3 separate regions of the Mus musculus genome follow, and all the other regions are linked to region 1. The links are chromatin loops, found by intact Hi-C in ENCODE. Cell type or tissue: left cerebral cortex. All regions are shown on one strand. Each heading gives the region's core, and the rest is flanking DNA. Links, peaks and the distances in the headings are about the cores only.

The links. Peaks named below come from ENCODE experiments on the same cell type or tissue, not always from the same donor. Only the 100,000 strongest peaks of a DNase experiment are listed, where the experiment ranks them.
Region 2: it touches region 1 in a loop (5-fold over the local background); 17 of 42 quality-filtered maps call a loop at or near these places.
Region 3: a loop joins it to region 1, with 2.3 times the contacts of the local background. A loop is called at or near these places in 15 of 42 quality-filtered maps.

The regions. Positions count from the first base shown.
Region 1 is chr2:14,050,592-14,061,741 of GRCm38, forward strand. It overlaps Hacd1 (3-hydroxyacyl-CoA dehydratase 1), which reads right to left and starts at 5,444. Exons shown (of 7, transcript NM_013935.3): 1 at 5,140-5,444. The coding sequence starts at 5,276. In left cerebral cortex, for the core only: no CTCF peak of the experiment used is centred there; DNase peaks (open chromatin) are centred at 5,178, 5,531 and 5,803; H3K4me3 peaks cover 2,247 bases; H3K27ac peaks cover 1,542 bases.
Region 2 is chr2:14,698,813-14,709,962 of GRCm38, forward strand. All of the region lies in intron 2 of Cacnb2 (calcium channel, voltage-dependent, beta 2 subunit), which reads left to right. Among named protein-coding and RNA genes, the nearest start is that of Gm13269, 63 kb to the right of the region's middle. In left cerebral cortex, for the core only: a CTCF peak has its summit at 4,635 (motif pointing left); a DNase peak (open chromatin) is centred at 4,624.
Region 3 is chr2:14,127,000-14,138,149 of GRCm38, forward strand. Stam (signal transducing adaptor molecule (SH3 domain and ITAM motif) 1) reads left to right here. Exons shown (of 14, transcript NM_011484.3): 6 at 1,547-1,637; 7 at 1,980-2,172; 8 at 4,025-4,119; 9 at 7,354-7,442; 10 at 10,488-10,575; 11 at 11,137-11,150. Among named protein-coding and RNA genes, the nearest start is that of Tmem236, 42 kb to the right of the region's middle. In left cerebral cortex, for the core only: no CTCF peak of the experiment used is centred there; DNase peaks (open chromatin) are centred at 5,963 and 6,294.

The DNA of each region.
Region 1 (11,150 bases), core at 1,851-9,850:
ACAGCTGGAACCGGGAAACAGTATTTGCAAATCACATACCTGGCAAAGGGCTAATTAAGTTGGACCTGGAGGGCATCATCCTGAGTGAGGTAACCCAATCACAAAGGAACTCAAATGATATGTACTCACTGATAAGTGGATATTAGCCCAGAAACTTAGAATACCCAAGATACAATTTAAGAAACACATGAAACTCAAGAAGAACGAAGACCAAAGTGTGGACACTTAGCCCCTTCTTAGAATTGGGAACAAAACACCCATGGAAGGAGTTACAGAGACAAAGTTTGGAGCTGAGACAAAAGGATGGACCATCTAGAGACTGCCATATCCAGGGATCCATCCCATAATCAGCCTCCAAACGCTGACACCATTGCATACACTAGCAAGATTTTGCTGAAAGGACCCTGATATAGCTGTCTCTTATGAGACTATGCCAGGGCCTAGCAAACACATAAGTGGATGCTCACAGTCAGCTATTGGATGGATCACAGGGCCCCCAATGGAGAAGCTAGAGAAAGTAGCCAGGGAGCTAAAGGGATCTGCAACCCTATATGTGGAACAACATTATGAACTAACCAGTACCCTGGAGCTCTTGTCTCTAGCTGCATATGTATCAAAAGATGGCCTAGTAGGCCATCAGTGGAAAGAGAGGCCCATTGGTCATGCAAACTTTATATGCCTCAGTACAGGGGAACGCCAGGGCCAAGAAGTGGGAGTGGGTGGGTAGAGGAGTGGGGGGTGGGGGGAGTATGGGGGACTTTTGGGATAGCATTGGAAATGTAAATGAGGAAAATACCTAATTAAAAATATTTAAAAAGGAAAAAAAAAAGAATTCTTAAAAGTTAATATTAGGAAACCAAACAACTCATCAAAGCCAAATAATTGGCAAAAGATTTGAACAGACATTAAGCCCAAGAAGACATACAAGTTTGCCAACAAGCAAGCCCATGAAAACATATCCAGTATCATTGGTCATGAAAATGAAAATTAAATTCACAAAGAGAATATACAATATACTTACTAGGTGTAGTGGATAGTTTTATGTCAACTTGACACGGGGCTAGAGTCATTTAAGAGATGGGAACCTCACCTGAGAAAATGCTCCTATAAGATCAGGCTGTAAGCAAATCTACATTGCATTTTCTTAATTAGTAATTGATGAAGGAGGGGCTGTGATTTATGGGGAGGGCTTGTAGGTAGGGTCATCGGGGCTGATGGTCCTGGGTTCTGGAAGAAAGCAGCCTGAGCAAGCCATGGGGAACAAGCCAGTAAGCAGCACTCCTCCATGACCCCTGTATCAGCTCCTGCCTCCAAGTTCCTGCCCTATTCTAGTTCCTGTCCTAACTTTACTCAATGATAAACAGTGATCATTGGCCATACCAATAGTTGGCAATGACATGCAGGAACTGTCTCATTTATTGCTAATGATAAGGGAAAATGGCATTACACTTTGGGAAAAGAGCTCAGCGGCTTGAGACACTGGACATGTGACTACTCTATGACAGAGCCACTACTTTTAAACATTTATCCAAGAAAAATGAAAGCATAAGTCCACACATGAATGTTAAATATATTATAGTCCCAGACTAGAAATACCCATCATCAGGTAAAGGAATAAAGCAATTGTGGTATATTCATTCACTCAATCTACCATCCACAGCAAGCAAATGTTATCTAGACGGTATGGCTATTACTTAACATTTTGGGAAACGAAATTTGACTTATTGTTCTATCAAGGTACATTCAGTATAAGAGTATAAATCTTAGTGTCTCCCAAGTGTAATTTCAGATTAACCACTATGGATAGGATACTTTCTCTTGAAGTATGAGGAGCAAACTACTAAGCCTCACCCCTCTTGGGCCTCTGCATCAGCTCCTGCATCTGCCCATCAAACACCTCTGCTAAGAACTTCACGTCTATCGCCTCTTTACCCCTTGTTATAATCTAGCAAAGTGGTTGTGTTGTTCCAGCTCTGCAGGTGGGAAAACTAAGGCTCAGAGGCCAAACTACTTATCAACTTTACTCCACTACAGAACCTGCCATCAACAGTCTCTCAGTGTTTAAAAAATAAAATCCACACATCAGCAAGACACCTGTGGCCTTCCCATGGATGGGCCGAGCCACCATCTGTCTGTGCTTTGGGCCCATTGGTGCTGACTAACTGATGTCTCCCAGCCTCCCGTCTCTATACTAACACAGGCTGTCTCCTCAACCGTGTCTGGCAAACCCAGCTTAGCCTTCAAAGATCGATTCAAATGCTTTCATCTCCTTCACAGAAGTTTCTCTCAGTCTCCCTGTCCTCTCAGTCCTCTGGCTCCTGTTTTGTATGCACTCATTCTATTCTGTCTTTATTGCAGTTGGTGTCTACGTGTAAATGTCCAGGTTGTCCTTCTTCAGGGATGAGCCTGGGATATATGTCTTACAGCTCTTACATTACCCACATGACCTGAGAAAATGCATTAGCATCTATAGGGTCAGAAGCGTTCGTTGGCAAGCAAAGCACAGATGCTCACTACTATAGTCAAGAACCCATTATGAGTAAGCCATATATACATATATATGTATATATATATATATATATATAAACTTATATATTTATATAATACAAATCTCTCCATCCTTTAAAGGTGCCTCCACTCTGGATTTGCCGAAAGCCACTAATTATTCCAAGGGTCAGGGTAAGGGAACTTTAAAATGTCCATAGGGCCTGACTTAATCAATAATTGTACATTTCTTCTATACAGTCTTACATAACAATAAAAAGTATAATTTGAAAATTAGAATGTCGTAATTGAGTATCAAGCGGAAACAGGGCCTTATACAACAGACATTCATCACCAATGTTCTATAAGATATTCATCACCCATTCACTCATTCATTCATTCAATAAGTATTTATTACTTCCTGGAACTTACAATGAAGAATTAGTACAATCATGGTATGGTTGAGTGACAACAAGTGGGACGGAAAAAAATCAAAGAGTCAGGGTGTGCTAGTACATCACAGAAGGTGCCTGGGCATAAACCTGAAGGGTAAATAAGAAAATATGAAAGCTTATCTATGGGGGCTCATAGAACTACTGGGTAATCTGCCTTGATAAACAGTGGTCCCTCTCAGTAAAAAGACAGACACACTTAGAATAAGCACTGGCTTGCAGAAAGGAGGGCACAGCAGGACTAAAGTGTGAGGACACAAAGCCCCTCTAGGCAGGGGAGCCTAGAAAAGTTCAAAGGTACTGCTGCAGCCACAAGAAAAGGATGACATCACAGAAAGAGGGAACAGCAAAGACAAAGAGAACTGTAAAACGCATCCTGAAAAACAGAGTCAGGGGGTTTCAAAGGCAAGAACACTGGAAAGGTAAACTGGGTAGTACGGGAATCTGTGAAAATGGTTGTCGATGAGCACATCCCAAGTTCCTTAGGATGGGAGCCGGCCACCCGGGGATTATTTTAACTTTCTCAATCAAGATCTTAAACTGGGATTGTGCAGCAAGTTTTCATTTTTGAAACAATAACGTGGTCTTAAAAATGGAAAGCAGACTGGACAGGGAAGGGCCAGCCAATCAACTAACATAAGGTGAGTATTCCAAAAACGTTTACTCACTTGGTGAGCAAGTCTCAGAGGAAACCGGCCGCTCCCAGACCCTGCTGCATTTTGAGGCAACAGAGTATGGTGGGCATTGAACCATCTGCCAGTTGTTCTAAGGCTGTTTGCTTTTCTGAACTTTCAAAGGTCTGGAATTCAGGGCAGCAAGAAGATGAGGTTGCACAACTCTGGAGTGAGTCTCAGAGGAAATCCATGCCTGACACTTTCTGGTTGTGATCTCCAGCCAGTGACTTGGGGGTCTCTCCATACCTCACTCTAAAATATTATTCTGTACCCCTCACAGGATTGCAGAAAACTAAAAATTAGAAGACAGCCAAAGGAACCAGCACAGTCCCTGGCACACAGTAACCCCCAATAAATACATATCTACGAACTAATTATATTTGATGTTCAGTAGTATAATATATACTAGATGATCGACAGGAACATTTGTTAAATAGAATCACATTTTTTTACACGTTCACATTTTTTCTATAAGCTTCAGAGACTTTTAAATACTAAAGGTTTCTTCACAATCCTCTAACTTAAAACGTGAGAAGATATTGAGAAAGTAACTCTTTCTAAAGGCAAGACAGCAAAGGACATTTTCATAATGGGTTTCGGTCACAGTAGACCCATAAGTCATTTGATAGCCCTTTGATCCTAACTTCCTACTCACACTAGGTCTGGGGGGAGGCCAGAGATGGGGAGTAGGGTGGGTAGTCGGTAATCTGGAAAGGACAAGGCCAGAAAGATGCTGATTATCTGCCCTGTTCCAGATGTTTCAAACAAAGTCCCAAGTGGGCATTTCTAAGTGCCATGCTTAAAACAAAAACAGTAGGTGAAGAAAAAACAGTAGGTGAAGACACTGCCCAGCAATCCACAGCACCAGGAACCACACGGCCAGGGTCCGGTGCCCACAGCCAGCGGACAGCTCCCGGCTCGGGTGAATAGACCGGGCCGTTTCTTCAACAGCAGGCGGAGGCGGCCGAGCCGCAGTCGCCTGCCCCGTGGGTCGGCCCCACATTCCTGCCCGGGTCTATACTTAACCTCCGGCCCGCGCCCCGTGCCGCCGCGCCACACCGTGCACCGTATTAGGCAATGCCCAGCGAGCGGCGGCTGGCCGCCCCGCCCCGCCCCGCTCCATTCAACCCCGCTACGCCCCTCCCCCACTGCGCCGCGCGCCCCCGCCGCGCCGCGACCACCTAGGGCCCAGCACGCGCGCTCTTGCTCTCTGCGCCCCGGCCACTCTCCCAGAGTGCTCCGATCGCAAGTGGCCGGGCACACGCGCTGTCCCGCTCCATGTGCGCCTACGGGGCCGCGACCCCCAGTTGGCCGACACGCGCGCTCTCGCTCCAAAAGCCCCCGCCACCGTCGCGCGCCTCCGCCTAGACCCCTGACAGTTCCCCCGTGCGCTTCCGTTCCATCCCCGTGCGCGCGCCCTCGACCCCCAGCAGCCCCGCGAGAGCGCGCTCCCCGCGTCCCCGAGCCCGGATCGCTGAGGGACCGCACTGGTGCTTGCGGAGCGTGGAAGGACCTTCGCGCGCACGTACCCGGCCGTCATGGCGATATTGTAGAAGGTGAGCCAGGCGGTGGCCAGTAAGCCTAGGCGTCTCCGCTTGCCGGCGGCTTCCTTCTCGTCGCTGGCCTCGGAGGCGCCGTTGGTGCCGTCCTCCTCACTGGACGCCATGGTGACCGCGCACGCGGACCCGGAGGAGCAGCGCACAGGAGCGGGAGGGGCCGGCTGAGCGCGCCACTGAAGTGCCGCTGCCCGCGGCCGCCGCCTCGGTCCAGCGCTCCATGTGCGACGCGCGGGGGGTCGGCGCCGCCTGCCCGGCCTCCCGCGAGGGGGAGGAGCGCGCCCCCGGCCGCGCGCCCCGCCCCGGCGCCGCCTCTCGGGAGCGCGCGCTCAGGGCCCTAGCCCCGGGGTGGGCCAGCCGGGGTCATGGCTTCCAGGCAGTGTCACGCGGCGCGCTCCCGCGGGAGAGCTGTCCGCACTGGCTGCGACCTCTTCCTAGAGAGACGCGAGCGACGTGCGCCCTGGCAGTGGGTGCCCCGCTGGAGAGCCTTGTCCAGATAGAGCGAGTGCACCCGAGGTGGCAGGGGTTTTGCCCCGAGAGCAGGGTCTCCCTACCAAATGCTCGCTCTCCCGAGTTTCTGGAGAAGCAACTCCGGCCTAGCCTTGCCCCATGCCTTTCATTACTGGGTCAGACGGATGTCATGGGTTCTAGAGATCTGTTCTAAAGGAAGCTGGGAGAAAGGACGTAGGCAAAGAGGGATAGGTGTTAGGATACTGACAGGAAATCCAGCCATGGTGTTAACAAGTTTCCTGTCCTGCTGGGAAGAAGTGCCCAATGGCTCTCCACATTTAATCTCCCCTTTTTCTCTCTTCTTCTCAAGAACCATTCTGGTAATAGCCCCCTTTCCTTTCCCTTTATAGAGTGTGGCTAAGCAAGCAGCCTAGAGTCAGTTTACTGAAATTCAACCCCCAAATTCCTGACTCCACCAGTCTGGGAATTTAGAAGTTTGTGTATGCCTACATTTCTGCAAAAGAAAATAAAATGGTAAACCTCATAGAGAGATAGGGTTAAGGAAATGATCCATCAAAATCAAGTACTGACTTGATACTGTTTGTCAACTGAAGTATGCATATTAGTACTTTTCAGGCATCTTGCTTATAATGAGAGAAAGACATTTTGCAAAGGGCAACACTGTCAGAGGGGAGAAATGACTATAGGTTTGTCCATGAACTCCCCTGGGTGTGCACATTGTTGTGGATGTGAAATGGGAGGATTACCCGTCCAGTTTCAGAAATGTCAGGGGAAGTGGGGTTAAGTAAAACCTTCCAAGTGGAAAGTGTACTAGGGATAAATTTACTAAAGCAGGTGCCGGCCCTGTACACTGAACATTAAATCACTGCCATATGACACAACAGGCCTCTAAATCTCAAAATGTTACAATGTCAGTTCTCTCCAGATGCCAGCAGGTTTTATTTGAAAAGCTAAAACCTACAGATCCATGAACATGTATAGGAAGAACTAGGAGCATGTGCATAGCCTATTTATTATAAACCTCACTATGAAACTACAATGGTCAACCTAGAATAGTAAGCAGAAGGGAATTGTGGACCAATGTGACTGCAGAGTTCAAATACACCATAACCTGAAGCAATTCAGTGTGGGAATTTTAATCTTTTCAATGAGTGGAGCAACTGGACAACCACAGAAAAAATGAATCTTACATCATGGCTATGTGCTAACTTCAAGGTGATCATAGAATTAAACACAGAAGCAAGCATATGAAACAAGAAGAAAACAGAATCTCTGATGTTAGGAAAAAAGGCAAAGACTTCTTAGGTACAACTATCATAAAGAAAGGAAGGAAGGAGGGAAGGAAAGAGGAAAGGAAAGAAGACTTAAAATTTTACATTAAAATGTAAAAATCTATTCCAAAAACAATTTTAAAAGTGAATATTCACCATACATTCAAGTAACAAGAGTATATGATGAGTCTTTATAATTCGATAGGACAGGGGCTAGGAAGAGAGCTCAGCAGTTTAAAGTGCCTGCTGCTCTTCCAGAGGACCCGAGTTTGGCTCCTAGGACCCGGGTCAGTGGTTTCACAGCCCTGAAACTCCAGTTCCTGAGTATCTAATCCACTTTCCTGGCCTCCTCGGGAACCCACACACGGCATACACACAGAAAGACACACCACACACAAGTAAAATAAAGTATGTTTAATTCAATAAAGGAGTCTGCTTTTGTTTGTCTGTTTTTAGCAAATAAGAGAATGTAGAGCACACGGGAAGGAAGAACTCATCAGTGCCACGCTCGTAGCTGCTGGCTTCACTAGGAGTAGGGAAATTTTGAATTAAAGTGGCTAACATTTCAAAGGGCTGGCAAGGGTGTGTAGCAACTGGCCTTCTTCACGGGGCTAAAGAGAACACTGCTTTGGAAAACAATTTATCAATTTATTTAAAAGATCAACACGTTTAGTTGTCATATGGCTGAGCAATTTCCTCCTTTGTATTTAACCAAGGTAAACAAAAACATATGCCCACACAATGAATTAGACACGGGTATTCATAACAGTTTAGTCATAGTAGCCCTAAACTAAAAATAACCCACATGTCCATTAACACATGTATGAGTAGACAAATGGTAGTGTACTCGTTTAGTACGATATTACTCAGCAGAATAAGAAGATGAGCAGCCAGCCAGTCAACAAAAATGAATCTCATAAAGGTTTTGCTGAGCTAAAGAGGCCAAACAACATATGTAATGTATGATTATTTTCTATGAAATTAGAAAGGAAAAAAATTAGCAGTAACAGCATTGCTTGAAGTTATTAATGTCTGTGGGGAAGAAAGACCAAAACTAAACAGAGGCTGTTGTGATTTCTGTTTTCACACCAAGTTAAAATATGTATAAATTAAATATATTAAATATATAAATATACTACATATTTATATATTAAATTATATATAAAGTGTATATTTACAAATTAGTGTTGTCATTAATCCCAATGTAATGGCAGAGGTGGGGTTTGTTCCATGGTCAATAAATCATCTCCCTTCCAAGCACTCCTTTTAAGTCACTTCTTAGCCATTTGGCTGAGATTAGTGCAAACCACAGAACTGGGCCCAAGATTGTACCTCATTTTCACAATAATGATGGTTTATACAAAGTGCAAAATGTAACATTTTGGAAAAATATTAAATACTTAGGAATATGTAACAACAGATTTACTAAGCTATCTCTTTGAAAATGAATAATTTATTGTGTACTAGTTGTAAATAGCTAATATGGATGAGGGGAAATGAGGGTATATCCTCATGAGCAGTATTTTATAAATTTGGGTTTTTATTTATTTTTTAAGTTTATTTATTTGTTGTTTTCCTTTTTTTTTTTTAAGTGTAGGAGTCATGCCAGAAGATCCCTTCATAGATAGTCATAAGCCGCCATGTGGTTGCTGGGACTTGAACTCAGGACCTCTAGAAGAGCAGCCAGTGCTCTTAACCACTGAGCCATCTCTCCAGTCCATGAGCAGTATTTTAGAGTGGATAGGGAAAATAATCTTATGAATAAATTTAAAATATATTCTGTATTTTGGAGTAATAAGATGTGTTAGTTACATAACACCTTTCCTGCCACGGAGTTGATTTAATAATCTCTTTCCTTTTATGGATGTCAAGAAGGCCCCTTAAGGCCTACACAGAATCTAAAGCCTCCTTCACTATGGGCGTGATTACGGAGATTGATAGCCTGAGAGTTGAAAACCAAAACTTTTTAATTAAAAGCCTTCTGCTCTCTAGATAGTGTGTTATAAGAACTTCAATCTAAAGAATTATTTTGTACATAACAAAATTGATCATGAAAATATTCACATGCTAGAATAAACAGTCAGCGTGTGCAACTGAATATAACATTAGAAGGAATATTTTAAATCTTACTTTAGTGTGATGTTCAGATAAGCAGACCAAGTCCAGGGAACTGGAGAATGGAGAGGCTTTTCCTCCTGTAATCCTCCCTACAGCGAGCATCTGCACATTTCGGTGTTAAACACTGAATTGCCTTTAAAACTTTCTAAGAAATCGTTGCATGCGAATTGCTTTAAGGAACAGACTCCTTGGAGCGTCTTCTTTTCAAAGATCCTTCATAATCTGTCAGCTGCAGACCCAAGCACGGACTGGCTCCCAACCCAGACTAGCCGGCAGATGCGGGATATCCACTTAACCAGCCTGTGGCAGTTAGTAGGAGTTAGACTCACTGTTACAGGAAAGAGGGAAAGTCCAAAGTTGAGCTATAAACTGGGGAAGAGTATACTTATTATAAACTATTATTGGTTATAAAGAGGCTATTTACAAATTTGGGTGTTATAAACCTTAGTTAAACCACTTTTCAAAAGCCAGGAAAGGGTGGGATTGCAAGCTGGTACAACCACTCTGGAAATCAGTCTGGCAGTTCCTCAGAAAATTGAACATAGTACTACCAGAAGATCCAGCAATACCTCTCCTGGGCATATACCCAGAAGATGTTCCAAATTGTAATAAGGACACATACTCCACTATGTTCATAGAAGCCTTATTTATAACAGCCAGACTCTGGAAAGAACCCAGATGTCCCTCAACAGAGGAAGATACAGAAAATATACATTTACACAATGGAGTACTACTCAGCAAATGAATGGATTTGGATGATATCATCCTGAGAGAGGTAACCCAGTCACAAAAGAACACACATGATATGCAATCACTGATAAGTGGATATTTTTCCAGAAGCTCAGAATACCCAAGATACAATTTGCAAAACACATGAAACTCAAGAAGAAGGAATATCAAAGTGTGGATACTTCAATCCTTAGAAAAGGGAACAAAATACCCATGGAAGGAGTTACAGAGACAAAGTTCAGAGCTGATACAGAAGGAAGGACTATCCAGAGACTGCCCCACCCAGGGATCCATCCCATAAACAACCACCAAACCCAGACACTATTGCATATGCCAGCAAATTTTTGCTGACAGGACCCTGACATGGCTGTCTCCTGTGCCTGGCAAATACAGAAGTGGATGCTCACAGTCATCTACTGGACTGAGTACAGGGTCCCCAGAGAAGGAGCTAGAGAAAGGACCCAAGGAGCTAAAGGGTTTTGCAGCCCCATAGGAGGAACAACAATATGAACTAACCAGTATCCCCAGAGCTCCCTGGGACTAAACCACCTATCAAAGAAAACACATGGTGGAACTTGTGGCTCTATCTGTATATGTAGCAGAGGATGGCCTAGTCAGCCATCAATGGGAGAAGAGGCCCTTGGTCCTATGAAGATTCTATGCCCCAGTATAGGGGAATGCCAAGGCCAGGAAGAGGGAGTGGTGGATTGGGGAGCAGGAGGAGGGGGAAGGGGATATGGGATTTTTGGAGAGGAAACTAGGAAAGGGGATGGCATTTGAAATGCAAATGAAGAAAATATCTAATTAAAAAAAAAAAAGAAAAGCCAGGAAAGAGAAAATAATCCAGACAAGAGAATGGTGTGAGACTGTAGTTTTCGCCGGGCATCGTGGTGCACGCCTTTAATCCCAGCACTCGGGAGGCAGAGGCACGTGGATTTCTGAGTTCGAGGCCAGCCTGGTCTACAAAGTGAGTTCCAGGACAGCCAGGGTTATACAGAGAAACCCTGCCTTGAAAACAACAACAACAACAAAACCAACCAAACAAACAAAAAAGACTGTAGTTTTCAAGCATTTTAGGGGGTTTGTTAACTATTTTACTTTTCTTCCTCCATTTATTAACATTGATTTTGATATAGGACCCCATCCCCACTCCAGAGCTATGTTAAAATACAATTTGCTGAATATACAAAGTGCCTCACAGGTGAATGCTGGCAAAAGTGCCAGTTTATCTCAATGTTTTTCTTTTTGTTTTTTAATAATATTTTTGTTAATTCTTTGAGGATTTCATTTAATGTGTTTTGATCATATCAGCCAGATCCACCGACCTCCAAATCCATCCATCTTACTGACCTCTTAGCTTATTGTTTAAAAAAATTCTGTTTTTACTCCTCGTGC
Region 2 (11,150 bases), core at 1,397-9,396, 650 kb after region 1:
TAAACATTCATAGCTACCTATGACTACCTGTGGTTACCTGTGGGGAGAAGGTTCACAGGTTCACCTGTGTACATGATTCACTCCTTGTCTGCAACCCCTCGTGGGAAAGCAGCATTAGCATCAAAATACAAGCAACACCAGGGCTATCCACAACAGGGGAATTATTGTCATCAGACATTCTAGCTCATGTCTAGGGAAATGCTGGGAAATTGGTTAATTGTACAGTAAAACTACAAGTTGTATTCATCCACAGGCTCAGAGATGCATATGATCAGCACTATTATTGATCTGCTGACAGAGGCAGCACACAAAAAGGGAACAGCTAGTGCTGGAGAACTGGGATAGGGTCTGGAGCAAGAAGTAGAAAGAGTCAAGATAGTGTTATAGGTTGAATTGTGTATTCCTTACTTCTTATAGAACATAGATGTGAGTGTGACCTTTTGGAGAAAGAGTTTTGCAGATGAAATTAAATTAAGAAGAGATTGTGGGCCAGGCGGTGGTGATACACACCTTTAACCCCAACACTCGGGAGGCAGAGTTAGGTGGGTTTCTGAGTTTGAGACCAGCCTGGCCTACAAAGTGAGTTCCAGGACAACCAGGGCTACACAGAGAAACCCTGTCTCAAAAAAACAAGAAGAGATTGTGCTTGATCAAGGTGAGCCCTGTCCAGTATGACTGATGCCTTTATCAGAAAGGAAAATAGTGACATAGATACAAAGAAGTGGGCATGTTGGGATGGAAAGGACAGTGGGTTAATAGATCTTGTAGCCCAGGGACTTTAGAGACTACTGAAAAAAAAAAAAAAACAACCAACCAAACAAACAAACAAACAAAAAACCCAAGAGCTTAAAAAGGCATGAGCTAGATCCTTCTCTGGTGCTTCAGAGAGACCATGGCTCTGATGATTCTTTGATGTGGAACTTTGGCTTTCAGGATAGTGGGAGAAAGATTTTTTCTATTGCCTTATGATTTCATCATATAGCACCCATTCATATCACTGTTTCCTAGAAATGAGCACAGGTAGACTTACCTGAATGAAGTCTTTGCCTTGAAAGAGTTATGTAGGTTGTAGAGAGCAAGGATGGGAATTGAGGAGCCAAATGATGCTCAGAAAGGAGGTTGGACCCATGGCGGAGTGGTATACCCATGTTAATCAAATTTCTGTTACTGTATCATATATCTGAGAGGCAATCACATTACAAAGTCAACAGGTTTCTTTTGACTCACAGTCTTGGAGGTTTTAATCTGATTTGTTGCCTCATAGCTTTTGGTCCTGAGCTGAGATAATTTATCTGTAAGAAATGCATAGCAAAACAGAACTTCTCACCTCATGGTCTGGAAGAAAAAGAGAAAAGAGGAAGGAAGTGAAATCCCCACCACCACCACCAGGAAAGTACATGCCACTTAGGATGTCTCTCTAGACCTTACCTCTTGGAGATTCCACAATATCATAATGGAATTGTACTGAGGACCAAGCAAACACTACTGAAGTGTTTGTGCTGGGGTTTTACAGTACTGTGATGTGTCTGAAGGCACAGTGGAATTCTAATCAGTGATGATGGTCAAAGGTTAGCAGGGAAGGCCATCTTATGCTATGCAACAAAGTCTGGCCTTGATCCACAGAGACTTTCATGGCTAAAAGATGCTGAAGGTTCCTTTAGCTCCATGCTTGTCACCACTTTCTTTGTAGCTGGCAGAATCTCCTAGTTTGAACTCAACTCATCTAGACCTCTAGAAATCTTCCAATTAGAAAGAGGGCCAACTGTACACTGATTCTAGGATGTAAAATATAAGGCTATTTTCTGAAACAAGTCTCCTCATTGCATTTGACATTCTATGGCTTCCATATCCACCCTAGACACAAGTTCACAATTGGCATATCATATGCTAGAATCCAAACCATGATTAGAGTCTGGATTTGCAGATTCTTGGCACCATTTCATGAATTCCTTCCAATTCTAATCTAACCATCACTTAACAAAGCCAGATTCTGATAGCTCCTAATCCAAGATGTCATAAAATTGCACTTCAAATACAATGTAGAAAACCAGAGTCTTAGGGTCTACTTTGCTGTGGGTCCTCAGGTCTTATTTTCTTATGACAAACCTATATAGCTACTTCATTTTTCTCCTTGTGTGATTAATGATGCTTCCACAGTTTTCTAATATAGTTTCCATTTCATATGAACCAAACAAAGACAAAAAACAAAAATTCCCAATACTATAAGATTTGTTTTAAATCATTTCATACAACGCATGTTGATAATATATATCCCTCGATTCCTTCCCCTATCACCTCCCAGACCCACCCTCACTTCTCTACCCCTCCAACTATGTGTCCTTCTTTTGTGTTTTTATAATTTATTGACTCCAAGTTTTGCTGCCAATAAATTTCTGGGTATAGGGCCATCCACTTAATCATAGTTAACCTATCAGGAGCTATATCTTTGGGGGAAACTGACTCTTCTGCTATGCTCCAGAAGCCATAAATGTCCATTATTCCTCAGTTAGGGCATGGGCTCATGAACCTCTTCCTACTCCATGCTAGGATGTTGATTTGCTTCATCTTGTACAAGTCTTCTATAGGCAAGCACAGCTGCTGTCAGGTCATGAGTCAATGGTCTTATCATGTTCTGAAGACACTGGTTCGCTCCAGTCTTCTGTAACCTCTAACTCTTACAATTTTTCTGGCCTCTTCCAAAATAGTTCCTAAGCCTTAGAAAGAGGTGTGATTTTTTTTTCTGAGCACTCCAAAGACACAGATTCTCTACACTTTAACTAGTTGTGAATTTCTGCATTAACATTGTTCACTGGACAAAGAATATTCTCTAATGAGATTTAGACAAAGAGATACTAATATAGAGGATAATCTGATACTGTTTCCATCTAAGCAGAGTAATGATAGTAGGTTCACTTTCAGAGCCCGATGGCTACACTTTCTTAAAGAACCATTTTATTTATTTTTAATAATATTTTTAAAATTTCACATGCATATATACAAAGTATTTTGATCTTATCCATCTCCTACTACACCACTCCAACTCCTCCCAGGACCCATTGACCACATCATCCTGTGTCTTTCTTTTCATGTCCAGTGTTATTCTTATTCTTATACTTACTCCCCACTCCCCACTGAATCTTATTAGCATTGGCCATATACAATACGTGTAAGACCATCCACTGGACCATGCGCAAACTGCTACAGACCACATCCTCAAAGAACAGTGACTTCTTTTCCTCAACCTACTTCAACTGTCAGTACCTTCTCATCTGGGATTCTTATAACTCTCCTCCCTGGCCAGTGCTGAATATTTGATGACCTTGATATCCTACATGTCTGTAATGACAGCCATAGCCATCTGTGCAATGGCTCCATCATGCCCAAGAGACATTGCTTTGCAACAGTTCCCTCAAATCTCTAGGTCTTAAAAGTCTTTTTCTCCTGCTCTTCCATGATATTCCCCAAGGGTGCAACTAGGAGATTGATATAGATGAGTCATGCACAGGTGAACACACATTACTCAGTGCTTTGACAAATCGTGAATTTCTGTATCATTCACTACCCACTGGGAAAAGAAGCTTTTTGGACCAGTGTTGGGGGGGAAAAAGGACAGGTCTACAGATTTATGGATTTGAGCATAAGTACCGAGGAGGTAGTTTGAAAGTGTGGTCATTTAGTGAAACAACATCAGGAGGCTACCCACTAGGGCCAATGGCATCCCCAGCCATGGGCTTTTCACCAGCCTTACAGTATCTTCCTTAGAGGTACACGAATTCCCTCCTGTGGAAGAGTTCTAAAATACAAACAAAAGTTTAATGGTTACCCCCATAACCATCAAGCTATGATGCACCAATGGGCACAACTTACCTGGACATTTGGGACTGAAGTATACAGGCTCCAATGCTGGATATGGCCATTTATGTCTTTTCTCCCCCAGTAGCTTAGATAGCATCTAGCAACAGTATGAAAGTTAGCCAGCAGGGAAAGTTTCCTCATTAGTTTACGACTGATTTCTCTATGTCCTGCAACAAAATTGTGTGGTGTTTTCAGCAATACGCTCTTCCTGTCTAGTTATGGTGGGTGGCTGAGAAGAATAATGGCCTATGCTGTGCCTCACTGATCAATGGGTCATTTGGAGATGTTTTAAAGGGTCACTTAAAATGATTATACTTAAATGCTGTCTCATTAGTGAACTAACATAAAATTGTAGGGATTTCAAATTTCTGCATGAATGCTTTAATATGTGCCAGAGAGCTTGATTCAGATAATGGTAACAGCCCCCTGCAGAACAGAGTAGAAAAGGACTAAGGGAAGAGATGGCACAGACCTAAGCCTGAGCCTGCCTGCTATCAGTGCTTATACCACCAAAAACTCTACTTCGTTTGGTCTATGGATGCCTAAATATGAAAGAGACCCACTTAGATTCTATCTAAAATCTATGCTTGTGAAATTGTGAGTTTACTTTTTAATTACAGAGGTAATGTGACCTCTTGGGAAATATTTTAAGATTTGGTGGCAGCTGTAATCTAAATGCTTTGATTAGGCATTGACTCAAAAAAAAAAAAAAAAAAAAAAAAACCTCCTGAAAATGGCTGCAATATTCTTTAGCAAAGCCTGCCACCTAGTGGCAACAATATGACTAACAAAGAACTTGGTTTTAAACCATAGAAAAGACAGAGCCCTTGAGTATGAGTGGTGAATATAATTACCATCCTATCTAGACAATGTTCTAAAAAATTTACTCTAGGTTGAAAAGAAGAAAGTGTTCTAAAAAATCACATGAATCTTCCATCTTAGTTCTTCTAGAAAAATTTAAATTTTACACTCACCTATTCCCAAATCTTGACCTTTTCGTCTGTCTCCAATAACAGTATACAGCGTGTGAGACCTGGAATCCTTTCCAGAATGTACGTAAGATGGCAGCCATGCATATTCCTCTTGTATTTTAGCTAACTGCTACAACAGCTGCAACAATATATTCACACTTAGTGAGGAAGTTAGTGGGGGATGGTTTGGACTTTTAAAAAAAATGGTGCCTGAGTCTTTAGCCTCGGTTGGCCTGGACCTCGTGGTGTTCCACAGGCTGCCTTTGAATGTGAAATGTTTCTCCTGTGTCTGCCTCCTCAATGTTGGGATTCCAGGCATGCATAAACTATCATGCCCAGCTCATATGGCTTTTGTGTAACCTCTTATGAAAAGAATGTTGGAAATTAATGAATGGGAGAGGCTAAATGCCTCATACTTCATATTTCATAATATTTTCATAAAAGGTTGAATGACTGGGAGGATGGAAATAGTTTGTGCTTTGAAGGAACACAGCACACACTGTATTTTTATTGAAATTCGAAAAAGGTCTTCAAACACATTCTCCCTGACATTTCCTTTGCTTCTATTTGACTGTCTCTTGGACAGTATTAGTCTACAATCCAAATAATGTGTTTCAAACACTTCACAGTGACTCAAATAGCTAAGTTGGGTTTTTTTTTGTTGTTGTTGTTGTATGTAGAACATAGCCCAGCTTTTGATTAAAGTCTTATGTGGATAGAGGCCTAAGGTTCCCTGAAGAGCCATGTGGTGTAAGGCACTCTGAAGGGGTCCTGCCCAGTTTTAGATTTTAGAAATATGTCTGTCCTGGGAAAGTTAGGGCAAAAAGAGAAAAAGCAGATGGATCATTACAGGCTTTCATACGGGATCAACTCCTAGCATATCTCTAGATTTTCTTAGACACTTCAGATTTTACACATCTCAAACTGAACTGTGACTGTACCTCTTCCAAACATGCTTCCTTCTGTGTCTGTCTCACAGCAAAAGGTACTTCTCTCCTCAATCTGGTTATAGAAACCATTAGACTACAAGTCATTTTTGGTCGCTGTCTTCCTCTCTCCTTATATCCAGAAACCAAACCAATAAAAAAAAAAAAAAAAAAAAACCCACCAAAATCACAACAAATAAAGACCTAAGTGTACAGCCTCAGATTGAATTCTTGTCCGTGGAACAAGGCTCAGATCTGGTCAGAAAGTGATGTTTGAGAGATGACTCAGCGTTTAAGAGCACTTGATACCTTGCAGAAGACCTTGGTTCTGTTCCCAGCACCCACATTGTTGTGGTTCAATATGCTTGAATATACTACTCACCCATTCAGAGTAGTACTGTTAGGAGGTGTGGCCTTGTTGGAGTCACTGTAGAGGTGGGCTTTGAGAAACCCTTTTCCTAGCTGCCTAAAAGATAGTGATAGTTTTCTCCTAGAGGCCTTCAGATCAAGATGTAGAACTCTCAGCTCCTTCCCCAGCACCATGTATGCCTGCACACTGCCATGAGTGGCATCATGATAATAATGGACTGAACCTCTGAAACTGTAAGTCAGCTCCAATTAAATGTTGTCCTTTATAACACCCATGGTCACAGTGTCTCTTCACAGCAATGAAATCCTAACTAAGGCACACATGGAGGAACACAACCAGCTGTCACTCCAGTTCCAAGGGCTACAGTGCCCTCTTTTACTTTCAGGTCACTGGCACTTTCAGGTACATGGTATACATATACCCATGCAGGCAAAAACACTAATACACATAAATTATTTTAAAAGATGCTAATTACCTCCAAACAGCCATCCCATTATTGTACCAGTGCATGTATCCTCCATGGTAGGTCAAGATTGTAGCTTGCAGGGTCTACTCCTGGAAAAGACAATTGATGTGTTTTTCCTTGGCAGCCTACATGGTACCTCCTATCCCTGTGAACGCTAGCCAGCCAAAAGGAAATTATCTTCCTAATATGCTCAAGACTGATTTTTTATTTCCTGCAGTCAAAGTGTGTAGTGTCTCCAGTACTCTCTACTTATGGTAGACAAAAAAGAGCAGTGATATGCAGGTGTTGCTTTTGCAGGCCTTGTGTGCTTCTTTGTCTGATAACCTACAGGGAACTAGCCCATAATTATCATTTGATAACTCACGTCTTGCACTGTTCACCCATGCAGAGTACCTCCATTCAAACTTCATTCTAAAACTGGTGGAGTTGGAGAAATGCTTCAGAGTGTTCGGGGTGATCTTCGAAAGAACCCTAGATCAGTTCCCAGAACACTCACCAGATGGCTTTCAACTGACTCTAACTCCAGCTCTAGGTGATCCAGTACTAGCTTCTGACTTCTGTAGATACGTGCACTCAAGTGCCATAACCGTACACAAACACATATACGTACATGCAATTGAAAATCAAATCTTTTAAATAGATTTTAAAGAGCATTTTGTTGTTATTTTTTAAACTAGTATGCTTCCATAAGGCTTTTTCATAAATCCTCAGTGTTGGTTAAATTGCTCCTTCCTCATTCCTCTGCCCCTTCCCTCCATCTCTGCTTAAACCTTCACTACCAAATATACCCCTTCTTCCATACCACACGTGTTCTGCTATCTCCTCTTATTATATATTTTGATTGGGTTGTAAGATAGTTGGCCTCCACGTGGCATTTCAGACACCTTTCCCATTGGTTAATCATCCCCCCTAGAGTGTTCTCACTTCTCCTCTCTTTCCAATTCCCTCCCCACCTCTTCCCATCCCTCTTGTTCCACCTCTCTACTATTATTTTAGATAAAATGTACACACTAACTTGTATAATTAAAGTTAAAAACCAAAGGGGAATTTGTCCCCCTAACTATACTGTACATTTCTATAGCTAATTCAGTTTTAAAGTTAACCTGGGAACATACATGTTCTTTTGATCATTTTAATTTATATCAAATTCTAGTAAATTTTCTTTTATAGCACATTTAAAAGGATTTGGGTTTTAAATTTTTTAAATTATGTGTGCATATGTATATCCGTGAGAATGTGCATGCATTAGTACCAATGTTCTTTGAGTCCAGAAGAGGGTATTGGAGCCCTGGAGCTGGTGATATGGTCGCTGAGAATAGACTGTAGGTCCTCTGGAAGAACAGAAAATGCTCTTAACCCCTGAGCTGTCTCTCCAAGAAGAGCCAAGGAAGTTACTTTGAAAAGTTTGTAAAAATAGTAGTGTTGACTAAAATGAGCTTCGGAATTATGTTATATTTGAAACAGAAACATGCCAAGCAAGAAGATGGGTCTTTGTATTAATATTGAAATAACAATGAATAGAATATTCAGGAACAAACTATATTTAAATATATTGGAGAATATCAACATTCAACCCTCATATTTAACATTCATTAAATTAAAATACTCTCATGTATGTAATAATAAATGAAACAGGTTCATTTTAGAATAAATACATAAACAAGGAATTCCCTTTTATAAAATTGAAATCTCATTTGGCCTTCACTGTATGTAAAATGTAATAGTGTAAATAATGAAACAATAGAACATTAGTTCTTCAACAGGCAGTATAAAATTATAGTGGTATAATTAATTAAGTAACTTAAAATTAGATCCATATTTTGTGTCAAAACTAATTAAAGAGTTAAAGATAGCATGACTTGAAAACAGCATTGGACAGTCAACAAACCATAGGAAGAATGCTTCTTTATAAGGATAGTAGAAAGGTTAGACAGCTTCTACAGGAATCGTTAAAGCCAGCATGATGGCTCAGCAGATAAACTTGCTTAGTATTTACTGTGCAACTAGAGTTCAACCCCCAGAACCAACTCTGAATTGTGCGCGTGCACACACACACACACACACACACACACCATGCAACACACATGTAGAAAAAAAACAGTGAAAAGGTAGAAGGTGATAACTATTTTAAAATATTATGCCTCAACAAACAAGTCAAATGGAAACAACTGTCATGAATAACTTGATGTAGAAATATAAAGAATTAGCATATCATATAAAGAGTTTATATGAACCATAAGGCAAATGCAATAAGCTGGGCTTAATTATATGTATAAGTACAGGTAAGTAAAGGTGATAAAATACATAAAAATTATGCAAAAAGAACTTTGAGGATGTATGTGAATTAAATTTTTTGATACTTTCAAATTTTGCCATTAATGCATTATGTGTTTTCAGTAAACATCAAACATTATACTACATCTTAAGAGTGACAGGGCTTTTTTTTTTTTTTGTATGTAAAGATTCTATTTTTGGAATATACCAAACTAAATACGCAAAATCTCTATATGCCCACAGGAACGTAGACACTTGACATTCCTGGTAAAATATTTAATCAAGTTGAAAAGTAAAACACATGGTTGATAAGATTCTTTGCTACCTGAATCAAATAGTGTGGGTAGCCTGTATAATGACCAACTCCTCTTCTTATAGGAAAACGCCCATAGATAACACACTGGTGACAACTCACCAGACTTGTGTTGGGGATCTGTGGATAAATATCCCTGTGCTTGGATACCCTGGGACTTTGAGCTGAACCCTAACTCTATCACTTGTGAAGAGTGTGTCCTTTACATGTCATTGCACCTTAGACTCTGTTTCATCATTTGAGGAACCAAGTTACACCGATGACAGTGTTGAATCAATAGGGAGACTTAAGTAATTCCATGGTGATGGGTGGAAGTTGCTACCTGTTTAAAGCTCTCGGTCAAGAAAACCACTTGTTTCTGCCCTCTTGTGTCTTCGTACAGTTCCTGAAGTACTTGTTGCAGTGACCTTTACGATGGTCCTGTTCCATCCTCATAAGGCATTCCAGGACTGAGAGAGAGAGAGAGAGAGAGAGTTCATTTTTGCCTTAGGGTTTCTATTGCTGTGAGGAGACACCATGACCACAGCAGCTCTTATAAAGGAGAGCATTTAATTAAGGCTTGCTTATAGGTTCAGAGGTTTAGCCCATTGATATCATGGTGAGAAACATGGCAGCATGAAGGCAGACACAGTTCTGGAGAAGGAGCTGAGCATTCTACATCTGTAACAGCAAGTAGCAAGAAGAGAGACAGACAGACAGACAGGCAGACACTGGGCCTGGCTTGAGAATCTGAAACCTCAAAGCCCACTCCCACAGTGACACACTTTCTCCAAAAGGCCACACCTTCTAATACCTATCAAATATCACCACTCTCTAATGACCAAGCCTCCAAATATATGAGCCTATGCAGCCATTTTCATTCAAACTACCATATTTTGGAGTCACAGAAGTGTGGTTTATTTGTTAGAGTCTTAGGGAATATCACCGTTGAATTTAACCATAATTTTAGACAGCAAAATTTTACCTATGAACAGAAGTCATTTCAAAAGTAATATGAGGGTCATTTTACTTATTTCCAAATGCCCATGTGCCAGGGACTATAGGTGCCCTAAACAACACAATTTCCAATACTTGACATGGTTACTTATAGAAAACCATTGTACACACTCTGCAAAGTGCACATCAGCGTTTTCCTCCCTGTGTATTTTGATTTCAGTATATTTCAAATTTCTCAGCAGTCTCATGGATGCATTTATTGTCTCATGGATTGGTGGGCACACAATCTTAGAGAAGGCATGGAGCACTGTGGTAGTAGCTTCTAAAGATGTCTTTGTCTTAGTCCCTGGACATGCTATTTTACATTACCTTGATGACAAACAAATAACATGCAGGGATGATTAAGAGTCTTCAGCTAGAAAAAATAAATGGTTGTATATTGTCTAGTCAGGTACAATGTAATCACTACAGTTCTTCCATGTTGAAGAGGGAGGCTGAGTCTGAGTAACAGGAGATGTCAGCAGAAGCAGCTGCAGAGAAGAAAAGAAGATGTTGGCTGGCTTTGGGGGTTGAAAGAACCCTAAACCAAGAGACACAACAGTTATTAAAACATGAAAAAGTTTGGTTCTTCCCAAAAGTCTCCATTAGGGACACCACGACTTTTTCCTGGATGAGAATCACTTAGGATTCTGGGTTCCAGGTTGTGTGAGAGGTTGTTTTCAACTCAGATGCTGATGATAATGGAATGTAGTACCTTAGGGATGCCTACAGGCAGTGTGTAGGAATGAACTTTTGACGGTGTGTGGGTGATACCTACAGGCAGTGTGTAGAAACACCAGCTGTGTCTACAGTGTGCTGCAGATGCCTACAGGAAGTGTGGATGAATGTCACTTGTGTGTAGGACATGCCTTCAGACAGTATGTAGGATTTCCATCTGTGTCTACAGTGAGAGAGATGCCTACAGGCAGTGTGAAGGAATTCCACCTGTGTCTATATGTATAGGATATTTGACAAGGGAAACGCTGCAAAGAATCCTGCA
Region 3 (11,150 bases), core at 2,070-10,069, 77 kb after region 1:
CAAATCACAACTGTATTTTGGTGACAGTTGACTGTTTGCCATGCACTACACTCAACATATATTTTACTCTTTGCTTATAATAGACACATTCCCTTAAGGAACATATAGTCTGGTGGGAAAAACAGTTCAATACAAAAAAACAGTTACAATAGAAGCTGAAATTTATGGTCTCTGTCAGCCATTGTACTGAGTAGTATATATGTGATTCTTATAATTTAACATTTCATTTCATTTCTTTTTTTTTTTCTATGTAGCCCCAGTGCTTACTCTGTTCATTTCACTTTTTAAATTGATTGGAATTTTTTTTATTGATTTGTAATCAAATCAGTGTTATATCATTTGCTATTTCATTTACTCCACGCCTCAACATGCCTTGTATTGTAGCTGTCATATGAATTGCCTTTATATACATTATGAATATAAATGTTATACTTCTGCTTTGAACCAAGAGTGATCCTCCTCATCTGGTTTTAGAAGCTGCACATGCTAACCCAGGCCTTTAACTATGTTAAGATATGAAAAATAGGTGCTCTTATGTATCCTGGCTTTATTGAAAAGTTGAGGCATGAACTTGGGACATGGTTAGGGACACCTGATAGCCAAAGGCTAGTATGTGAGAAGTGGAATTTGAATCCATGTTTTCCTGATCCTTAACTTAGAAGTTTAGTTGCCCATCCTATGCTCCCTTGTTACAAATCCTTGTTTAAGTACCAGAGATTAACAAGGGTGCTGAACTGAGGGCTTAGGCATGGTTCATGGAGAGCGTAATTTAATTTGTCAGCTACTTACTGACTGGCTGTTTAGACACAGCAGGAAACAATCACAAAGTGATGGACATAATGAACCAAGGGGAACACTGTAACCACAACAAATGCGGGCCATGCCTGCTCACAATCACTGTCAGCTTCTGGTCTGGAGACTGAAAAGGAGATTGGCAAAATAGGCTGCATTCTGATCTGCATTGATAATATGCAAATTCCAAGAGGCTACGAAGGCTAGGAGCTTTAGAAGCTTCTAATTCCAGACATGGGAATTAGCCCATGTTTTTATCTGCACATTGTTTTGCTTACAATATAATTAATCTTAAGCATTAACACACTGCCAAAGGTAGTTGTATTTTAGTTTATAAAATATGGTTTTAATACTATATTGTTATTTATAAATATTAGCACATATGTATTACTTTCTGCCTTTTGATCTGAAAGGAAACAGTAAAATACAACAATTTGTATTAAAACTTTCCAAAGCTGTTTTTAAACTAATTCTCTGATTTTCTCTTTTGGTTCTGGAATTTTTCTAAAGTTATAAAATAACTATTTTTGTTTTTTTTTTTTTTTCCTGTCTTGCATGATATTTTTAGTTTATTGTCTGTATTAATCTGGAGAAGTGCAGGTGTTCTGATGCTCCTTTGAAGTGGAAAGCCTTCCAGATTGGGTGTCTTTTCTTCTTGAGCACTCTGTAACAGAGGAATGAGGGCTCTTGTGAGATTTTAGGTTAGAGATGCATGCAGGGAGAATGACCTTCACACCTTTTCTCTGTGTGTTAGGCTGCAGAACAAGCAAAAGCAAGCCCAGCTCTCGTAGCCAAGGACCCTGGGACTGTGGCTACCAAAAAGGAAGAAGAAGATTTAGCCAAAGGTGAGTGAGTTTGCGAATTCTGGAATGGGAACGAAGAAGACAGGTCCTGACTGAGCGTTTACAGAAAAAAGAATTGTCTTCAGATAAAGTAGGGCCGCTTCATTTTTAATGGAGTCTTTCTGTTCTGTCACCTAGAGCAACTTTAATTGTACCTTTTCAGTTAAAATGACATACATTTTTTAAAAGTTCTTTTTATTTTTTTCAGTAATGAGTGAATGTATATAACTGCTAATGGTTTGTTATTATATGAGGGTATGCCTGTTATACTATTGGAAAATAATACTTCCAGTGTATTATTGGCTGTATTAACATTGGTGGTCTTTAAACTCTCACTGTTTGCAGCTATTGAGTTGTCCCTGAAGGAGCAAAGGCAGCAGTCAGCCCCCGTGTCCACGCTGTACCCCAGCACATCTAACCTCCTCACTAACCACCAGCACGAAGGCAGGAAAGTCCGCGCCGTGTACGATTTTGAAGCCGCTGAGGATAATGAGCTTACCTTTAAAGCTGGAGAAATCATTACAGTCCTTGATGACAGGTAACAGTTAGTTACACATTGAACACTCTCGTAAAAGTATATCCCTAATAACCTTGCTTTAATATCTTACTGAATGTCATTCCCAAACATAGTCAAAATATTGACAACATGTTTTAGATGATGGTTAACTTGCTGCCTCAAACTATACAGACTCATTTTGTAGTATAATTTCCCCCTAATTTATGTTACTTAAATAATTTTTATTTGTTTTAGAAACCTGTTTTGTTTTGCTCCATCCAATAATTTAAATTGTTAAATTGTTTAAAAGATTAAAGTTTTAGAAGATATGGTGGGTTTATTTGAAGAAGTTCATGATCTCTTGATAGTATCCATACAGAACCATATATCCATATAAAACATAATAATTTTTTGCTTATGGTATCATGGGAGAACTACGCAATATCAGTGTTTTTAGAGTTTACCCACATGATTTTGTATGTAAAGTGAATCATAAAGCATTAGAATTTGTAACTGCTTTTTAAAAATGAATTTGGATTGATAAAGGTTATTTTTATAAAAGACTTTAAATTTTATTGCTGTAGTCTTTTTAAATAGCCCAAATTTACTTATCCACATTCTGAGATTGAAAACTCCAAGCTCTGGCAGATTTGGAAAATGGTGAGGGCTCTTTCTGGTTGAGACACAGCTGTGTTCTTACCATGCTTTCACATGTAGCAGCAGGAGCAAAGAAGAGATCAGGACTCTTATAAGGTCACCAGTTCCATTGAAGAAAGTTCTGCCTTCATGAATTAGTCACCTTCCAAACTCCCCCTTCTGACACTGACAAGATTTCAGCACGTGGATTTTAGGAAGATAGACATTCAGACCATTAATATTTTCATAAAGCAGACAAACTGATGTAAAACTTGGGCTCGTTAGCTAGCATTGCAATGTGGTCATTAATTCTTTGGAAAAGTGTTGATTAAACACTTGCTGACTTTTTCCACGGAAGGCACGGGGACAGTTTTGTTTCAAGTTATATGCTATGGGTAGCGTGAGAGATCTCTTACATAGAAGCCCAGGTGACTCCTGACACTCAAGGCAGTACGCCTAAGGGCCTCTTTTGGGGAAAAGAGTCCATAGTTTTTGTTTGTTCTGTTTTTTGTGGTTTTGAAGTTGAGAATGATGCAAGCTTTGTTTACTTTTGAAAGATAATGCATCAGATCTGCACTTCTTCTAACATTCTGAAGGAAATAAACAATATTAAACATTTCTCATTGAAAATAAATAATACCCTGTTTGATTTGCTCTGATAACCAGTGTCAAAGCTGGAAAGGAGAAGTGTATAAGGCCCATGGCATTAACGGCTGAAATAGAGTATTTGATTCTGAGAAAATAAAACCCATGGCAGGGAAACTGCCTACAGTCAGGAGCTCAGTAGGGATTGGCATATGAAGGTTTACATATAAACATTACACGTGTGATTTGACAAACTGAAACATTTTTTAGGTTCTTATTTATGAGAACAGCAACAAAAGACAGACAACTAAAATCCACATTCGAAACTCTGCTGTATTGTTAGGAATCCATGCGAGACCATAATAGTACCAGGAAAGCATGGCGGATTATAATCGTTACACTGTTCCTAGCTTTTTATTGCTTCTCCGAAGATTTACTGACCTTGTGAGGGAAAGAACTGCAGCTATAAAAGCTTCTGTGGGTGAGGCTCACTTCCTGTTTGCCTTAGAACCTCACTAACGGATGGTGGGTGCCGCAGGAGCTCCTCACTCGCTGTTTGCGAGAAGAGACTGCTCTCTCCTTTACTGGATTGCGGTGATAGTGCAGGATAAATGCTAGGACTACAGAATAAGCCCTTCTTAATGATGAAACACTCTTTTCCTGTTTGTCACAGTGATCCCAACTGGTGGAAAGGTGAAACCCATCAAGGCGTGGGGCTTTTTCCTTCTAATTTTGTAACTGCAGATCTTACTGCTGAACCAGAAATGAGTAAGTACTTTTCAGTCTGTTGGTAGATGGTAGATTATCCATAATCTTGATGAAAGTTGAGTAAGCTCAACTTTATAGGGAAATGACTTAAGTGTTTTGCCTCTAGGTTTTTTTAACAATGAAATTCCAAGGTGCACATTATGGTGCGTGCTTGTAATCCCAACACTCCTGCAGTTCCAGGATATGAAGGAGTGGTGCTACACAGCCAAGTGATGGCTACTCAGAGCTACGCAATCACACTTTGTTTCTAAAAGTCAAATAAAGATCCTTACTAGAAATAATCTACGTCTGCCAGAATTTGTTCTCTCTCCTTCTGAATAGGTGCCATAAAAGGCACAAATACACGAAGCAGTCTTGTACTGTGAATTCTTTTCTCATCCCCGAGAAAGCGTGGCAAATGCAGTGCAGCATTACAGACTCTGTTTCCTGAGTGTTTCTGCTGTCCAGTCTTAGACTTTTCAGTACAGCCCGTAAACCACTTTATGGCCACACTCTGTCAGATTTGCAGAAACTAGGTAAAATCTTATATAATCAGTCACATAAAGACTTTTGTGTTTGATTTCAAACCTTGCTAAATTGAAAACAAAACAAATGTGATCGTAGAGAAGTAGTACTGGCAGCTGTAATGTAAGTAGGAGATAACATTGCCAGGGCCCTTTAATAGTGCTGTGTCCTGTCTCTAGAGTCTGTACATAGTTGTGCTGTGATAAATCTTCATATTAAGAATCATTTGACAAACGGGAAGTGTGGAAAGACTTCGGTTAGTGACTGAAAGGTTCAGGATCTTAAAAGAACTTTTATATATAAATTCCTAATCTGTGCTCATCTGCCAGGATCTCTCACTTTTTCTTTCTGTAAAATAGGTAGAAAGATTCAAAATTAGTTAAATGCCACAAGGTCTGTTATTCCTCTTTAGTTGACAAAAAATTTAAGGAAGAATCTTTGTTGTAGCTGTTTTGCACCTGGTACTGAATCTTAACCACAATATATACTGTATACATCTTCTTAGAATATATGGCGTGGACATGCATGTTAACAGTGAAGAAGAGCCTTTACTAGCAAGTCTGAAATTGTGGACCTTTAAAATGGTCCTTTCTCATTGCTACCAAGTTGTCCTATTTCACTTTTGTAGAGGTAGATCCTGATACCCATCTTTTTCTCTGTGTAGCCTTTGCTGTCCTGTAACTCACTCTGTAGACCAGGCTGACCTCTAACTCAGAAATCCGCCTGCCTCTGCCTCCTAAGTGCTGGGATTTTAAAGGTGTGTGTCACCACTGTCTGGCTAAGAATTTTGATACCCATCTTTTTAATTCAGTTCTCCATTGGTAAAACTAAAAAGTCATTGAAACTAAAAATTGCATAAACTTGGAGACTGGAGAGTTGCATCTGTGGGTAAGAACATATGCTGTTCTTCCAGACGACCCAAGTTTGTTTCCCATGCCCACATTGAATGGTTAATGGCTACCTGTAAGTCTGGGGATCTATTGCCTTTGCCCTTCTAGGGTCCCTGTAAGTGCATGCACATACACTGACACACACACGGACATGTATGCACACACACTGACACACACCGACATGTATGCATAGTCTTTTAAAAATAGATTTAAAAGCCTATATAGACATATTTGAATTACCATGCGTAATGTGTCATGTTTTTTAATAATCTGGTCTGCTAGAGGTTTTTTTCTTTTTGTATTTTGGGCTCTTTTCAGTGTCAGCTGTTGGCAAGCTTAGAACTTCTTTGGGCTTCTTTTCAAGATGAGAGCCAAGATCATATGTCTGATATGTAGCTATTTAAGTCTTTCTCTTTCATCCAACTCTGCTGCTTTACTATAAGTCTTGTGATTTTTATATGTTTCACTCTGGACACTGTACAAGAAACAGGAAGATCAGAACTTATATAATCAGTCCTCATCCTCAGCTTTGGAGAATGTGCTAGCAGAATGTGTGTAGCATCACTCTTTTACAGGAAACAGAAGCCAGTCTTACTTGACCTGTCACATGCACACATATGCCTCACTTATGTGATTTTAGAGACAGATATTGAGAAAATATGCCACTATATATGTGTGAATAGTACATCATACACATTTAGTATCAGTTCCTATGAGAAAGGGGGCTGCAAACTTGTGTCTTATAAGTTCTGTGAAGTCTGCCATGTGTTTTCTTTTGGGTAATAGCAGTGAATGCAGAGATGTCCCAGTTTTCTACTTGTTAATAGTGCAGGATGGCAAGCAGAATGTCTGTCGCAGATGTCTGCTTTTCCCCATGGGGAAATGAATCAGCCAAACCTTTATTTTATTTTATGTATTTATTTTTTGGTCTGTAGAATTTTACTTTACGGTGACTTGAATGTAATGAATGTGTTCCTTACCTTTGCAGTTAACGAGACAGTAGCCACAAGCCAGATTCCAGTAGTAGGGCTAAAAGACAAGAGCAGTTGACTTTCAGATCCAGCCACTCCAATTGTTAGCTTTCTTTTGTGCAAGAGATTTTAATCTTTCTAACTACTTTCTTAAAATAGGCATACTTTTTAGGATTGTTTTGGAAATTCATCAAGCAAATTTACTATTTCATCGAGAACATTAAGGTGTGTAATGAATATTATTTCTGTCCATAGTTCTCCTACTGTGACATCTCCATTTTCATCTTTATTCCTAATTTTTATGTATAATTGATACAAGAACCAAAAATCCAAACAAGATAATCCTTCTCGAGAACTTGTCTGTGTTTTTTGTGTTACTTGGAGGTTGCCATAGGAAACAGCCTTACATTTTTAGTTAACATTAAGTGGTCTTCAAAGATTGGTGAGCAAGAAAAATATGTGCATATGGCCAGTTCGCTGAACCTCACTGTAATGTTTCACCTGTACGTAAATGAACCTAGAGAGTCAAGCTCATGTGCTGGCCAGTGCAGGTTTCTGCTGAGGTCATTTAGAAACAGTTGCTTTAAATTATAGAACTTACTTATATATGCCAGTATTAAACTTTTAATTCTGAAGTAGGTGATTTTTAATTTCAGAAACATAACTTAGTTTTAGTAAGATCTCTTATAGAAAACAGAGTTTTGCAAGAGAGAATTATTCAGCTTTATCAAGTACTGTTCGCTGTTGTCTATGCTGTCTGCAGCTCAGTTATTCCTTATATAGAGTCTCTAAAGTCCATATTCTCTATTAAGGACTTAAACTTTTAGATCTATATTGACGAAAATTTAATTTTTATGTATTTTTTTCAGTTAAAACAGAGAAGAAGACGGTACAGTTCAATGATGATGTTCAGATAGAGACAATAGAACCAGAACCAGAACCAGCCTTTATTGATGAGGTGAGTGATTTCCTTAATAGTAACGGGAACTTTGTATGGAAGCCGGATTGCTTGTTTTCTTGTTCTGAGAATGTTGGCAATATAGACAAAGCATATATCTTTGTTACAGCTTCTCTGACTTCGTTTCTACCTTACTTAAACTTACTTAATTTTTATTCTGGTAACAGTTGAGGATATAGCTCAGTAGTTGAATATTTGTGTAGCATGTGTCAGACTCTGAACTGATCTCTAGTGCTATACAGAGAGGAACAAGTGATAATAAGAATGAATATGAATTCCTGTCTAGTATGTTATAGATTGGATTTATATTGCTCCATTTAAGTATTAGGCACCTAGGCAGTTTCTAATTTTAATTGCTATCATAAAGAGTTTTATAATGAGGATTTTTGTTTGTTTTCTTTTTAACGTTTAGTTTAATTTTCTTAGCTTAGATATCCAGGAATGGAACTTCCAAATTAAAGGATCTAGGTGTTTTTCATGTTAATAACTACTGTGAAATTGTTGAGCAGATGGGAGATTTTATAGTTTTATTGGTGCTCTGTGAAAATGCATGTTTTTCCATGTACTCAATAGCTATTAAATTATATTCACACCTATTAATAGTGTTGTTTTGAATAGCAGTATCAATATTGTATTGAATTGGTAAAACAAAATATTAATCCACTAAAATTTACTTTACAGTAAAGTATTAAATGATGGAATTAGCAAGCCATACAGGATACTGTTCCCAGCAGGCCAAATTTGAAGTACCACTACATTCGTTTATATATTTTTCTAGCTGCCTTTGTGCTTAAGTAACCAAAGAGATTGGGTAGTCCTCTGCTTAATTTCTGGCGCCTGGTATAGACCAGTGTATAACACTCTTTTCAGGACTTCATTTCTTGTAATAATTCCTGAAGTTGGTGTGTGTTAGAACACTTCCTGTCATCATTTTCCATTTTTTCTCTTCTCTTTTACAATTTCTTTCTCCATTATACAGATAAAAGCCTCATCCAGTGCCCATACTGAGCCTTATTGAAGTGCATTGATTTCTAGGGGTAGTTCCAAATATTGATGGTGGTAATGACTAGGTAGCACAATTCAAATGGCTTCATACATTTTGCAATAATAATAATAACAACAACAACAACAACAGTGAGCACCGTGAATTGCCCCCTAGTAGATTATTAAATATAACTTTTAAATTTTTAAATTTTATTTTACTGCACATCACATGTATGGGTATTTTGCCTGGATTTATGTGTGGGTACCTCTTGCATGCCTGGTACCTACAGAGGCTAGAAAGGGCATTAGTTTTCCCTGAATTGGAAGAACAGGTAGTTGCAAGCTGCCATATGAGTGCTGGGTATCCTCTGGAAGAGCTGTGGTGTTCTCAACTACTGAATTGTTCTCAACAATTTCACAGTAGTTATTAACATGAAAAACACCTAGATCCTTTAATTTGGAAGTTCCATTCCTGAATATCTAAGCTAAGAAAATTAAACTAAATGTTAAAAAGAAAACAAACAAAAATCCTCATTATAAAACTCTTTATGATACCAATTAAAATTCATCTCTTCAGCCCCTAAAAGTAATGTTTAATGATAAGACTAAGAGCTTGAAATATGTAAACAAGATTTCCTGTCAGTTTCATCTATACTATCATAAAATAGGAATATGAATAACCATGATTCCTGACTCACTTCGTCTTAAATTTGAGCTTTGTTACTTTAGCCCATTTATATACTAGTAGAAATCATTAATGCATACAGATGAGTTTAAAACACATAAGAATATTGCTAGCCTATACACATTTTATCGCAAAGATGTCTTCTAGAAGACTTGAACGTACATTTAGATAAAATTATATAGGCTATAATGAGATTAAGGAGAAAATCAATTTGGAATTACTGATTTAAGAAACAATAGTTTGTTTTGTGGTCCTGGAGATAAAACCCAGAGTCTAGTACATGGCAGGCAAGTGACCTTCTGGTGAGGCACATCTTCAGCCTGGCTTAAATGGTGGTGGTGCTCCTTTCTGTGTGAGAGAAACAAGAGCATGAAGAGTGCTAAGACCTACAGAGCATTCTGCTTGAATGAGTACTCAGCTGCGGCCCATATAGAAACCGTGTTATATTAACAGGAGACAAACACTTCTGCTGTCTTTTTAAATGTCTTAAAATGAGCATGAATCTTTTACCTGAAAGAATATCCATTTTAAAATACAGAGTTAATTTGCCTTGACAGGACCTTTCCTCTGCTTCCAGTCAATCTAACAATTAATTCATCTCTTAAACATTCTTTGATATAACCTTGAATTTTTAGTTTTTATTGTACCTATGTACTGCATAGAAAATATGTGTGAGAAGTTTGTAATAATTTTCATAGAATTTGGTAAATGAAAATCTCCATCTTGTATACTATGTGGGTATGTTTTGTAACTGCCTTTTTTAGTTCCTTCCATCCTGAGTATTAAAGGATTTTGAAATGGACTGAAGTAAGTGGATATGATCTATCATTTCCCACAAAAAGGAATAAAGTAGAAGTTTCTTTCTTTTAATGACAAACTGAAATGTTGATGGAAGAGAACAGAATCAGTCCTTAGAGCCCCACTTAGAAGAACAGCTGTGGATGGCCTGGGCTCTGGGTGGAACAGCTGTCATAATCTCTGCCAGAGAGAAGTAATGACTGAGCTGTTAGTCACAGCAGGCTGTCTTAAGAGGGACGTTCCAGCTGGTGTGTGGCTAAACTGCAGCTGCTCTAAAACCAAGTGAAATTCTCGAACATGATATGAGAGATTGTGGAGATTATGCCCTGTAAGTTTAAATGGATGATCCTGTTCTGATTTGTTTGGACATTTTGAAAAATACCTAAGGTTAGCGTGCAAGGGTCAGATTTCTCATAGTGCTAAAAGGTATACATAAGATGCTAAAAACATAAATGGAAAACTAACCATCCTAACTATGAATTCTAAAAATCTTCTATCCATGATTGAGTTATCAAAATGAGAACATAATGTTTCATAGAGATTGGTTGCTTTTGACATGAACTATTTAATTTCTGTAGGATAAAATGGACCAGTTGTTACAGATGTTGCAAAGTACAGATCCTAGTGATAATCAGCCAGACTTGCCAGAGCTGCTTCATCTTGAAGGTAACCTCATTTTCTGTCTACCTTACAAGCAAAGAATAAATGAGGTCTTTCTTGTTCTACTGCTCCAGGATGGGCTTTGAAAGTAATCTTAGAAAGGAAACATTACGGCCGGGCTGTGGTGGCACAGGCCTTTAATCCCAGCACTCGGGAGGCAGAGGCAGGCAGATTTCTGAGTTTGAGGCCAGCCTGGTCTACAAAGTGAGTTCCATGACAGCCAGGGCTACACAGAGAAACCCTGTCTCGAAAAACCAAAAACCAACCAAACAAACAAACAAACACCCCCCCCCCCCCACACACACACAAAAACCTTCGTGTGCTATTTGAATCTTGAGTAGAAGTTGAAATCACAAACCTTGCTATACAAATTCAACATCTTAATCTTGTACGATGGAAAAAACGTTTTGAAGTCAGTATTTTAAATTGTCACTATTATATTTTTAAAAAATCTATTTTAGGTTCTATTGATGAAGGATAATTAATAACTTCATTACTTCACATTAAACTTTTCATGTTTCTAATTATATGAATATTTTTCAAAAGTTTACTTTCTTGTCATCTTAGCAATGTGTCACCAG